Regions from separate parts of the Homo sapiens genome. Here region 1 is linked to region 2. Evidence: chromatin loops called from intact Hi-C (ENCODE). Cell type or tissue: endothelial cell of umbilical vein. All regions are shown on one strand. Links, peaks and the distances in the headings refer to the core of each region. The heading gives the core; the rest is flanking DNA.

What was found. Peaks named below come from ENCODE experiments on the same cell type or tissue, not always from the same donor. Only the 100,000 strongest peaks of a DNase experiment are listed, where the experiment ranks them.
Region 1: a loop joins it to region 2, with 13 times the contacts of the local background. A loop is called at or near these places in 2 of 110 quality-filtered maps.

The regions. Positions count from the first base shown.
Region 1 is chr2:40,326,650-40,332,037 of GRCh38, reverse strand. All of the region lies in intron 2 of SLC8A1 (solute carrier family 8 member A1), which reads left to right. Among named protein-coding and RNA genes, the nearest start is that of SLC8A1, 120 kb to the left of the region's middle. In endothelial cell of umbilical vein, for the core only: no CTCF peak of the experiment used is centred there; DNase peaks (open chromatin) are centred at 1,767, 2,187 and 2,757.
Region 2 is chr2:40,454,034-40,459,421 of GRCh38, reverse strand. It overlaps a transcript of SLC8A1 not described here. Among named protein-coding and RNA genes, the nearest start is that of SLC8A1, 4.6 kb to the right of the region's middle. In endothelial cell of umbilical vein, for the core only: no CTCF peak of the experiment used is centred there; no DNase peak of the experiment used is centred there.

The DNA.
Region 1 (5,388 bases), core at 283-5,282, 130 kb after region 2:
TTTGAGGTTACAGTGAACTGTGATCACACCACTGCACTCCAGACAGTGCGATCATAGCTCACTGTAACCTCAAACTGTCTGAAAATAAATAAATACATGGAGAGAAAAATTATCATAGACGAAAATATTTAGAAAAGCCATCCTAGGCCGGTCACGGTGGCTCACGCCTGTAATCCCAGCACTTTGGGAGGCCAAGGCTGATGGATCACCTGAGGTCAGGAGTTCAAAACCAGCCTGGCCAACTGGCAAAACCCTGTCTCTACTAAAAATACAAAAATTAGATGGGCACAGTGGTGGCCGCCTGTAATCCCAGCTACTCGGTAGGCTAAGGCAGGAGAATCGCTTGAACCCGGGAGGCAGAGGTTGCAGTGAGCCGAGATCGCACCATTGCACCCTAGCCTGGGCGACAGAGCGAGACTCCGTCTCAAAAAAAAAATAAACATAAAATAAAATAAATAAATAAAAAGCCACCCTAATGAAAAATAATTGATGAGTTTTAGTACAAAACTCATCCTATTTTATGCAGTTAACTCACATAAAATTTTGCTAATATAAAGGGCACTTTTTTATTCTCCCGGGAGTGTTCTTTACTGTAGGGTTGCATATACATTAAAGTGGGTCATAGAAGTGAATACAGACAAGTACCAAATATAGTAGGCATTATGTGTGTGTGTTTTATGATTCTATGAATATTCTATGAATATTCTGTAGAAAATGAAGTTAAAAGCATTGGTTAGACTTTTCACTTTCTAGCCTCTCACTAGTGGTAATAAATAATGACAATAGTAATGATAAGACACATTTATTGATAATGTATTATGTGCCAGACACTAAGCTTAGCACACTATATGGCAATTACTGAATTATCTCAATAAATTCTTATAACAATCTCATACCATAGATAATATCACCCTCATTTTCCTAGGTAGGAATCAGAGGCTTAGAGCCAAGATTTGAACCCTTGTCTGCAGGCCTGCAAAGCTGATGCTCCTAGCATCTACGTGTACTCCTCAAAACCTATCATAAGATTTTATTTCATTTGGAAGAAAGAAAGTATTTATTGTCTTTTGAGACGTTTTTATTCATTCAATTTTGTATGTGGCTCTGGTTTGCAGGTAACTCGATTGTATTAGATTAGATATTTATCTGTAGTTACAAGCAAGTTATATTTAGCAAATGCCGTAGATTCCAGAGGCAGTAAATCTTGCCATTTGTCATTTTTCCAGAATGCCTCAATTTACTTGATTAATCATGATCAGTCAATTATTTAGCAGTCTGTGCAAAAAGAGAATATATTTTAACTTTATTTTTCCTTTATGAGCTGGTAATTGGTAAAATGAAGAGAATTTCCACATTTACCTTTGCAACTATAAGCAACTAGTAGTATATTTATTTTGTATATAGACAATTACCTCTCTTTATAATAGTAATTTATTGATGGGTGTGTGTGTGTCCCTGCTTGGAATAATGGACTGATGTGTAAATTCAGGGAAAACATCAGAAATGACTAATTAGAAAACATAAAGGAATACTACTCTTGTATTTCCAGTTTTCTACTTTATTTTAATATACCAAATGTAGTCAGCCTTAGACATTGCCTTTATTATTCACTGGTTGGTTTTGTTCTTTTCTTACGTTTAGTCCAACAACACACATAGTTTTCAAAGAGGTAAAACTAAATTTTATGGGAATTCAGCTTAAAGAATGGCAGGAAGGACTGGCCTTGATGACACATGACCATTTATCCTCATCATTTTAATGTGTTTCCTTTAATAGTCTCACTTCAGACAAAAACATATACTATCATCCTGCCTCTACTATGCAAATGGAAAAATATGGTACCTTCTAATGATCAGAAGTTAGAACGGGTCTTGGGAATAACCATTAGTCCTAATAAATAGCGTAGGATAGTCCATTCAAAAATATTATTTAAAATTCATTTTTATTAAGATATGCATCTAGCATCTACTTTTTGAAAAGTTTTAAGCTCCACACCCGTTTTTAGTTAGAAACATTAGTTTATGCTTCTGAAGTTTCAGCTCCTGCTCTTTAAATAGCTTGGCTGTCTTGTTTTTCCCCCCCTTTTTATTACATAGTACTTTCCCAGGGTAAGTGATAAATAAAGCTGGAGGGTTGGTCATAAATTCCCTTCCTCTCTTTCCCCTCTATCCTACCTCAGGTTATTTTTATGCTAGGATCTGTGACAGCGTGCCAGGACTCCAGTCAGCATCACATGCAGTGGGATGGGATTGAGGAATACTTGCAACCTGGGAGTCTTCCCTGCTTAAAGCTCTCACTTTAAACCTAAGCAAGGGCCTGGGATGGGAGCAAGAGCCTAAAACAAGAACTTGAATGTGCAGCACCCTATCCTTGCTAAGGGACTCGTCATGACAAGTGATGAGAATTCTTGGCCTGGTTTTGAAGATACGTCATAGGGCTGATTGGAAAGAAAAATCATTAGTAACTTAAATCCTTTTCTCTTTCCATCTCTTATTCTTCCTCACATCTGTGAATGAGGATTCTGTTGAACATCTTAAATACTTTCAGGTTTAGCAAGAGATCTTCCAATAGCCATTTAACAAACAGCAAGAGGAAGTTCAGCCCTTGGCCAAAGAGATTAAAAAATTTAAACACACTTGGATGTATTGAATTTATTAACTTGGCCTCCAGAAAGGGAACATTGTAGTTGCACAGGCAGCAAGAAAATTAACCATTCAGTGCTGTAAAATACAGGAAGTTAATAGTACTTCAGATTGTGGAGACAGAGGTCTGGGAAGGATTGTTGGAACTGATAACATTTGGTTGGACCTAACGGTTGCGTAAGGTTTCAATGGGCCAGAGAATATGAGAGTATTCATTCAAGGGAAACTGCAGGAATAAAGGTTTGGCCGAGTGAAAGTTTGTCTGTTTTCAGTGAATTTTAAATAGTCCAGTGCGTGTGTGTGTGTGTGTGTGTGTGTGTGTGTGTGTGTGTGTGAGGTTGTAGTGTGAGGAGATGAAAATAGAGAAGTAGTGTGAGTTGAAACCATAAGGGACCAGGAGGGATACATTAATGTGTCTGGATTGGGCTTTGCTGGTTTTCTAGAGTTGCTGGAAGTCCTTGGGCAGACAAGTGACATAATCTACTCTGTGCTCTTAAAAGGCAACTGGTAATGGTGTAGACCACAGATTGAAGGGGCTGAAGCTGGAGGCAAGCAGATCAGATGGGGGAGCCCTTGCAATAGTCCAGGTGGGAGATTTTGATCACCTACAATAGGAGGAAATTGGAAGTCACTGGGAAGCTGGGACCAAATTTGGAAACTGATTCAGTGTGAGCTATGAAGATGAAAGAGACCTGAAAGATGACACGCTTGCGAACTGTGGTGCTTTCAGATTATCTAGAGACCACAGAAAGAGTTCAGTTTGGGATATCTAGTTTAAACTGCTGTAAGAGGCAGTGGAAAATGTATGTATGCGAACAAAAATGAGAATTGAGAGCTGAAAATAGAGATTGGGGGATTCGCAGCAAGAAGTAATGACAAGAGCTAAGTCATCAGGTGACATTACCTACAGAAATATATAAAGAAGGAGAAAACTGCAGGAGAACTTTGAGAAATGTTCTCATGGTGGTGGTTGGAGGAAGATGAATTTAAAAGAAAGAAGTTAAGGACTGATTAGAGGCAGAGGAGATAAACCTCCACAGTATCACATCAAATGGAACGGGGGAAGTCGATGTTTCAAGGACAAAGGTGAAAGAATAACTATTACTAATAATGGAAAGATCCTTGGGGAGTCTATGTGGACCAGGATAATACATTAAATTTAATCACATAGTGCTTTTAAGTCACAGAAAATTCCTTGGAATGGTTAATTTCTTTTCTTTTTACTCTATTTATCGACCTGAATAGTTTCTACCTCAACTCATCCAAACCTCAGAATATCCCAAAAGTCTAACTCTTTACCCTCTTCTGCTAAATATGCTCTTTTTCTTTCTTCTCTGAATTCCTGTGGTTGGTATTGTTAGTTCTCTTTTCACATGTGTATGTCTTATTTCCCCAACTGTATTATATGATTTTCAGGGCAAATACTGTATTTTTTTTTCAGTTTTATTTCTGCATGTATTTATTTACTTATTTATTAAATAATTTCAGCTTTTATTTTAGATTCATGGGGTACATGTGCAGGTTTGTTACATGGGTATATTGCATGATGCTAAGGTTTGGGGTATGACTGATCCCATCACCCAGGTAGGGACCATAGTATCCAATAGGTAGTTGTTCAGCCCTTTTCTCCCTCCCTCCTTTTGGAGTCCCCAGTGTCGTATTATTCTCATCTTTATGTCCATGTGTACCCAATGTTTAGCTCCTAGTTATATGTGATAACATGCAGTATTTGATTTTCTGTTCCTGCATTAATTCACTGAAGATAATGACCTCCAGCTGCATCCATGTTGCTGCAAAGAACATGTTTTTTTTTATGGTTGCATAGTATTCCACGGTGAAGCACTGTATTTTAAACTCATTCATTTGTGCCTCACAGTCTAGCAAAGTGATTTGCAGAAAGAACATGCTCACAACGTTTTTTAAAAAGCTATGCTGCGAAATTTGGCAACATGTATTAAGTGTCATGAAACAGTTATTTCCTTTGACACATAATGCCTCTTTTGGGACTTTATTCTAGGGGAATAATGTGAAATGTTAAAATGTCATATGCACAAACATACTTCACAGAGTTCTTTCAAAACAATTCAAAGGTCCAGTATTGTAACAGTGGAATGTTCATGTGAATTGTATGTCATTCAATGGAATCATGCAACTTTTAAAAACTATGAAGACTATCAAATTAGAAATGTAATTATCATTTAAGAAGGAGCAGGGCATACAATTATTTGTGCATTATAGGTTTCAAATGTATAACATGCATATGAGAAAGATTGAAAGGGAATAAATTAAAATTATATAATTTAAGACAGTAGTAGAATTGTAAGTAGTTTCTTTTCTTTTTAAAATAGGTATATTGTATTACTATTGTTGTTACAAGTTGTTTTACACAAAAGTAATGTTTTGTTTCCTATGGAGGACCTAATATTGTACAGTGAGCTTGGAAGATTACTTGGACCATTAGCAATTTCTACTAATGAGCCCTGACCTTGGGATCAATACCTCTGCAGTCTGGTTAGGATCCTTCTCTTGTTTCCACACAATCATCTTTAAATTTACATCGTCAATTTAAATGGATCAAACAGATTAGATTAAGAGAATACTTAAAACACAGGCCCTCCTGGAAGTGACTGAAAGGAGTCCTCTTTAAATATGCAAGTCATTACTAGGCTGTCAAGAACCATTAGTAGCCCATAGTAGTGATGACCATAACCATTGATCAGTACCAGAAATTTGTTTCATCTCTTCA
Region 2 (5,388 bases), core at 156-5,155:
AACAAAATAAAACTCAGTACAGGGCAGAAACAAATTTTCAAAACAAAAAAAAATATACTGTCCTATATCATTTTATCTGTTTGGGACTCTCAAAAAAGGTTTGGTGGTGTCAACAGGAAATCTTAATTCAAGTCTCTGCAGAACTGACCACCTAAACTAGTACTTTCCCTAAACCTTTCTATTCCATTTTTCCTGCTTTATGAGCTTCATAGCAGTTTCTCCATATGACACCCTACAATGTGTTAATTTGTTTATTTTGCTTGTTGCCTGTCATTTTTTCACTAGAATGTGAGTCCCAGGAGAGTAGAAACTTCTACTGATGTTTTCACTGCTGTCTCTCCAGTGTCTGAGACAGTGCCTGGTCCGGAGTCCATCCTTATAAATATTTGTTGAAAAAATCCATAAAGAAATGAGTGAACAAATGAATTCATGGCTACTCTCAGCTGTGTTTTATTTTTCTCTGTTCTACCCAGCTTTTTTTCCTTTAATAAGAGTTGCTTGATGACCAACGATTGACATAATCAGGAAACTTACATATTCCTTGAATCTTGAAAAATAATAAATAAGAATACAAGAATAATGCTTATAAACCCCATGCCTAGTGAACCCTTCTTAATAGAGGAGATAAGAGATTCTCTGACTTAGTCACAAATTGGTCCAAATAAGAGCTTAGAAGTAATTCCTGAGATAACTGACAAAGGGTTAGTTTACAAACTCAAGCCTGAGGCTCGGTCAGATTGCTGTCTCTGTGTGGTTCCTCGTCCTGCAGTGTCACAGACAATCTGTCTGTCATCGCAGAGCAGGTGGCCAGGCAGAACACCGGTGTAGATATGGTGACTGTGTCAGCTAACCAGAGCCTGAACTGCAGCCACAAAGAGATGATTGCTATTAAGTTGCAATTTGCACTGGAGAGAGGCCAAAGAGTTTACCCTATCACCGGAATCCTTCTTTCCATCTACACCAGTCCCCTTACAGGGGACGATACATGTTCTACTAATTCATGTCCCATGCACCAAAAACTGCTCTAGATGCTGAGGAATAAATGTTCAAGTAGAAGGGGGCCCCATAGTAATGGACTGGACTTTCTAGATCATATCCTCCAATCTGCTTATGTCAGGTGAATTACATTACCTGCCCCTTAGGGACTCAAAAAGGCACTTAAACGTTTGTAAGTCCTCTTAAATTTCCCAGAAAAGTCCTCATTTTTATATTCTATTAATAGTGAAATTTGATAGAGCAGCAGAAAAGAAACTGAGTTGTGCCAGACGTAAAAGAGCTTTATCACTCGTCTTTGCCACAAATTAGCTATTTGACCTTAGGTCAGTGGTTTTCAGCCCTGGCTGAATCATAGAACCATCCCAAAAAACTTGAAAACAAAACAAAACAGTGCCCAGACTCGACTTCTGACCAATAGAGGCAGAATGTCTAAGGGTAGGACCCAGCTTTCAGTATTTTTTTAAATAACCCAGCTGATACATGCGTACAGCCAGGATTCGGCAAATCCCTTTGTACTTTCTTTCTCAGTCTGTAAAATGAGAGTAACCATAGCAGCCCCAACTAGTTCACAAGGATTTCTTACATAAAAATTAAATTGGAGGTGGCAAAAAATGTTAATGTCTATACAAACAATTTATCCTTTGTTTTGATAAAGACATTCTTAGGAATGCTGAAACAAACCCAAAGGTGACTTTTGTGTGACTGGATAATACTTTTAAAAGAATGGGAAAATAGAATGCAGTTTCTAAGTATTACTTGTTTGTGATTACTAAGGATTCTTTAGGTCACACTGTATGAGTCTACATTTTTAAAGAGACGAGAGCATACAGTTTCATTATTTCCAGACACTTCCAGTAGTAGCAGAATCAGCATCATTAAAATCATGGATTACAACACCCATAAGTTTAGTCAATTTTCCCCTTAGGTTTCATCTTCAAGGGCTACTGTCTGGGCATTGTGGTAAGCACTAAAACAGTGGCAGCTCTCAGAAGAGTCTAATCAGTGACCAGCAATTGAAGATACAGCGAGGGAGATATATATCATAAACGGTGCCTTGGAAAAGAGATTTATGAAAAAGGCTGAAGTGTAATCTCGCAGGGACATTGCTTCTGAACTGGATTGTAGGGAACAACTGCCTGGTACAAAGCACCCCAGGGAGCTTATCTTGAGCCCCTATTTGATGAAGAGTCCTTGAATCAATGTTGAGGAAAGTGTGTTGTGTAAACTTAGTGAAGAAGTTTACGCCCTACAGAAAAAGTTCCCAGTTAATAAAATTAATGTAATGTGACAATCAAAATTTTAGTTGTAGCAGGATTTGCGTAAAATGACTGTCTTTGAAATTCTACCCTCAGTTTATAATAGAGATAAGATCAAATTGATACCCAGACATAAGGGAACAGAATTATTGTGAAGGAGAGAAGAATTCATTGCCCCTTTTAATCAATCACTAACCACACTATGTACTTACAAAATCAGAAAGTTCACAAGCAGCTTTTTTCATTACAGAGAGGAAAAGTACTCTCTTGATGTAGAAATGTATATTTTTCTGGATTATTCATTGCATAGAACTCTGTATAACAAAAACAACAGCATAATCAATATCAATAATTGGATGACCTGATTATGTAGAATCTAATTATATAGAAATTTTAAAATTTACATTGACATCATGTTTATGAAACTTTACCAGTAATAATAACAGCAATATCGTTTGCTGAGCAATTACTATGATCAGGAACTATGCCAAGCATCCTATATACATTTTATCCTTCCCACAGCACCTTGAGGGAGAGTTTATGATCCATGTTTTCCAAACAAAGATATTGAGATTTAAGAGGTTAAAAAGCTTCCCCAAGGTCACACAGCTGGATCTGAAAAATCTAACACAGATATTCTGACTCTAAAGCCTTGGCTCTTAACCAATCTGCTATTATTTTCTGACCTCTAAATTAATAGCTCTAGATAATGATTCTGCCATTGAGTTACCATTGATAAAGTTGCAGGACAGAGACTAGATATTTCCTTAATTTAATAAGGGGCAGAAATGAAAAACAGAAGTCTCAGAATTTTGTACAAACCCAATTCTTTTTTTTTTTTTTTTTTTTTTTTGAGACGGAGTCTCGCTCTGTCCACCCAGGCTGGAGTGCAGTGGTGTGATCTCTGCTCACTGCAAGCTCCGCCTCCTGGGTTCACGCCATTCTCCTGCCTCAGCCTCCCAAGTAGCTGGGACTACAGGTGCCCGCCACCACGCCCGGCTAATTTTTTGTATTTTTAGTAGAGACGGGATTTCACCATGTTAGCCAGGATGGTCTCGATCTCCTGACCTCGTGATCCACCCGCCTCAACCTCCCAAAGTGCTGGGATTACAGGCGTGAGCCACCGCGCCCAGCCCAAACCCAATTCTTTAATATCAGTTGCTCAAATGTAGAATTGCAGGTCCCTGATGTCCAAAGACTGTGACAAATTCATTGGCGACTCAGAGGAAGTGGTTGACCCCACGGTAATGCAGAGAGGAGGAGAGTTGTGACTGTGAGTCTGCCAGGAAGGCTGCCCCAGTCTGTGGACTGTTGTGCAGTAGCAGGGTTTACAACTGGGTGAGGTACAAGAGTGGTGTTCAGTTGGTCAAAACAAAACAGAGAAGTAAAAGTTTAACTGCAGGAACAAGTCTCCAGGGAAGAGGAACAACAGCACTTAGAAGTCAACAAAGAATTCTCAAAGTCATCCCCAAAGCAAAGAACCCTGGATCTACTCATCAGCAAAGAAAACCTAAAGAACAAAACTGGGAACCCAATGGTTCACCTGAGATTCTTAGGTATGGAAAAATGGCTAATTCTAAGCTCCACTCACTGGCCAGGCTAGGGGCTATTATGTAATAACATTTTCTTATGTAGAAATCACTATGAAACTGAGCCTGTGACTGAACAGATAGGTGATTAGTGAAGGCTGGCAGAGTAAGAAATGAGGTGAGGGACGACTAAGACTGTATTAACATATTTCAGAAGCCCGAAGCAATGGAAGAGACAATAGAGGTACCTCTGATTTATGTAATTCAAAGTAAAAATGAAAGGAATTTAAACAGAGTATTGTGCTTGTTTTCCCTATGATGAAAACATATTGAGTGCTTTAGTAAAGTATTAAATATTTTTAAAAATCTTGGTAACCTGATCACATGTCTAAATTTTCTATAGACTAGATAAAAAGTAGGGCCTAATTCACAATATTTACACTTGGTCTGAAAATGAGTTTGCTAACAGATCCCCTGAAGGTTTCCTAGGAAATAGTTTGTGAACATCAGAACATCTTTCGAATATATCAAATCTTAGTGATATCCCTGTGGAGTCCCCTGAATGGTTGTGTCGTATTGCTTTGGTTAGATAACAGTGGAGACCCGGTGACTCTTAATTCCAAGTCCAGAGGAAAGAATGGCAATCAATATGGAAGACTGCAATTAAGAAACATTACTGCTATTAGAATGTAAATTACCACCTTCCTCCATTCAACATGTCTTCTTTCCAAAGCCACAGACTGCAGCAGCCTCACTTTTTCCTTTCTTAGAGCCATAGTCTTCCTCAGCCTTGTGCCTGTGATGCAGCCTTTGATAATTCTCGCAATAAAAACTCACTCATGTATGACATTTAGGAGGGAGCAAAAGGTTTGATTTGCCTTGGGGCCCTGGAACCATTATAAAAATGCCTTTAAAGAGAAATGAAAGGCAAAGAAAATTAGGGGCTCAGAAACTGACTGAACCAAAAAGGATGCCAAATCACTAGGCACTAGGCTGCCTCTCCAATAGTTCTAGATAAACAGAAGACCATTTAATATTGTTTTTTTCCCAAGAATCCAAATCAGTCTAAAAGCAGTTTCGATTGGAAAAGAGGAAGAATCAAGTGGCCAAGATGTAGCCTTTCAGTTTCAATGGTCAAAGCAAAAAAAAAAAAAAAAAAAGTCTTAAGACAGACTTTGGGCATCACTGGAGTATAAACATTTAAAGAACAGGGTTCTTGTCACTCCATGTCACAAACATGCCTAAAATTTCAAGAAAATCTCAGCTTTCACTAAGCGGCCCGTCATAGCAATAAGAGGCTACACTCTTTCCACAAAATCTATTCCAGTGAAATATGGCCCACTCACATTTTCATTTAGCTTTCTCTTGGTTCCTTCATTTGGCTGTGTTCTATTTCCTATTGAGTGGAGTCTTTAGTTATAAGCTTTCCTTAGTGTTATTTAGAAGGCAGCCACTTTTCTCTCCAAGCCCCTTTCATTGAGTGTGAGCCAAATATCTGCTACTCACACTGCCTTAAATTCAGGGACTCTAAGTAATTTTTGGTAGAGGACATATTCTAAAAGAGACAGTGACCTTCTGTCTCTCCCCACAGGTCATTCTGTTTATAT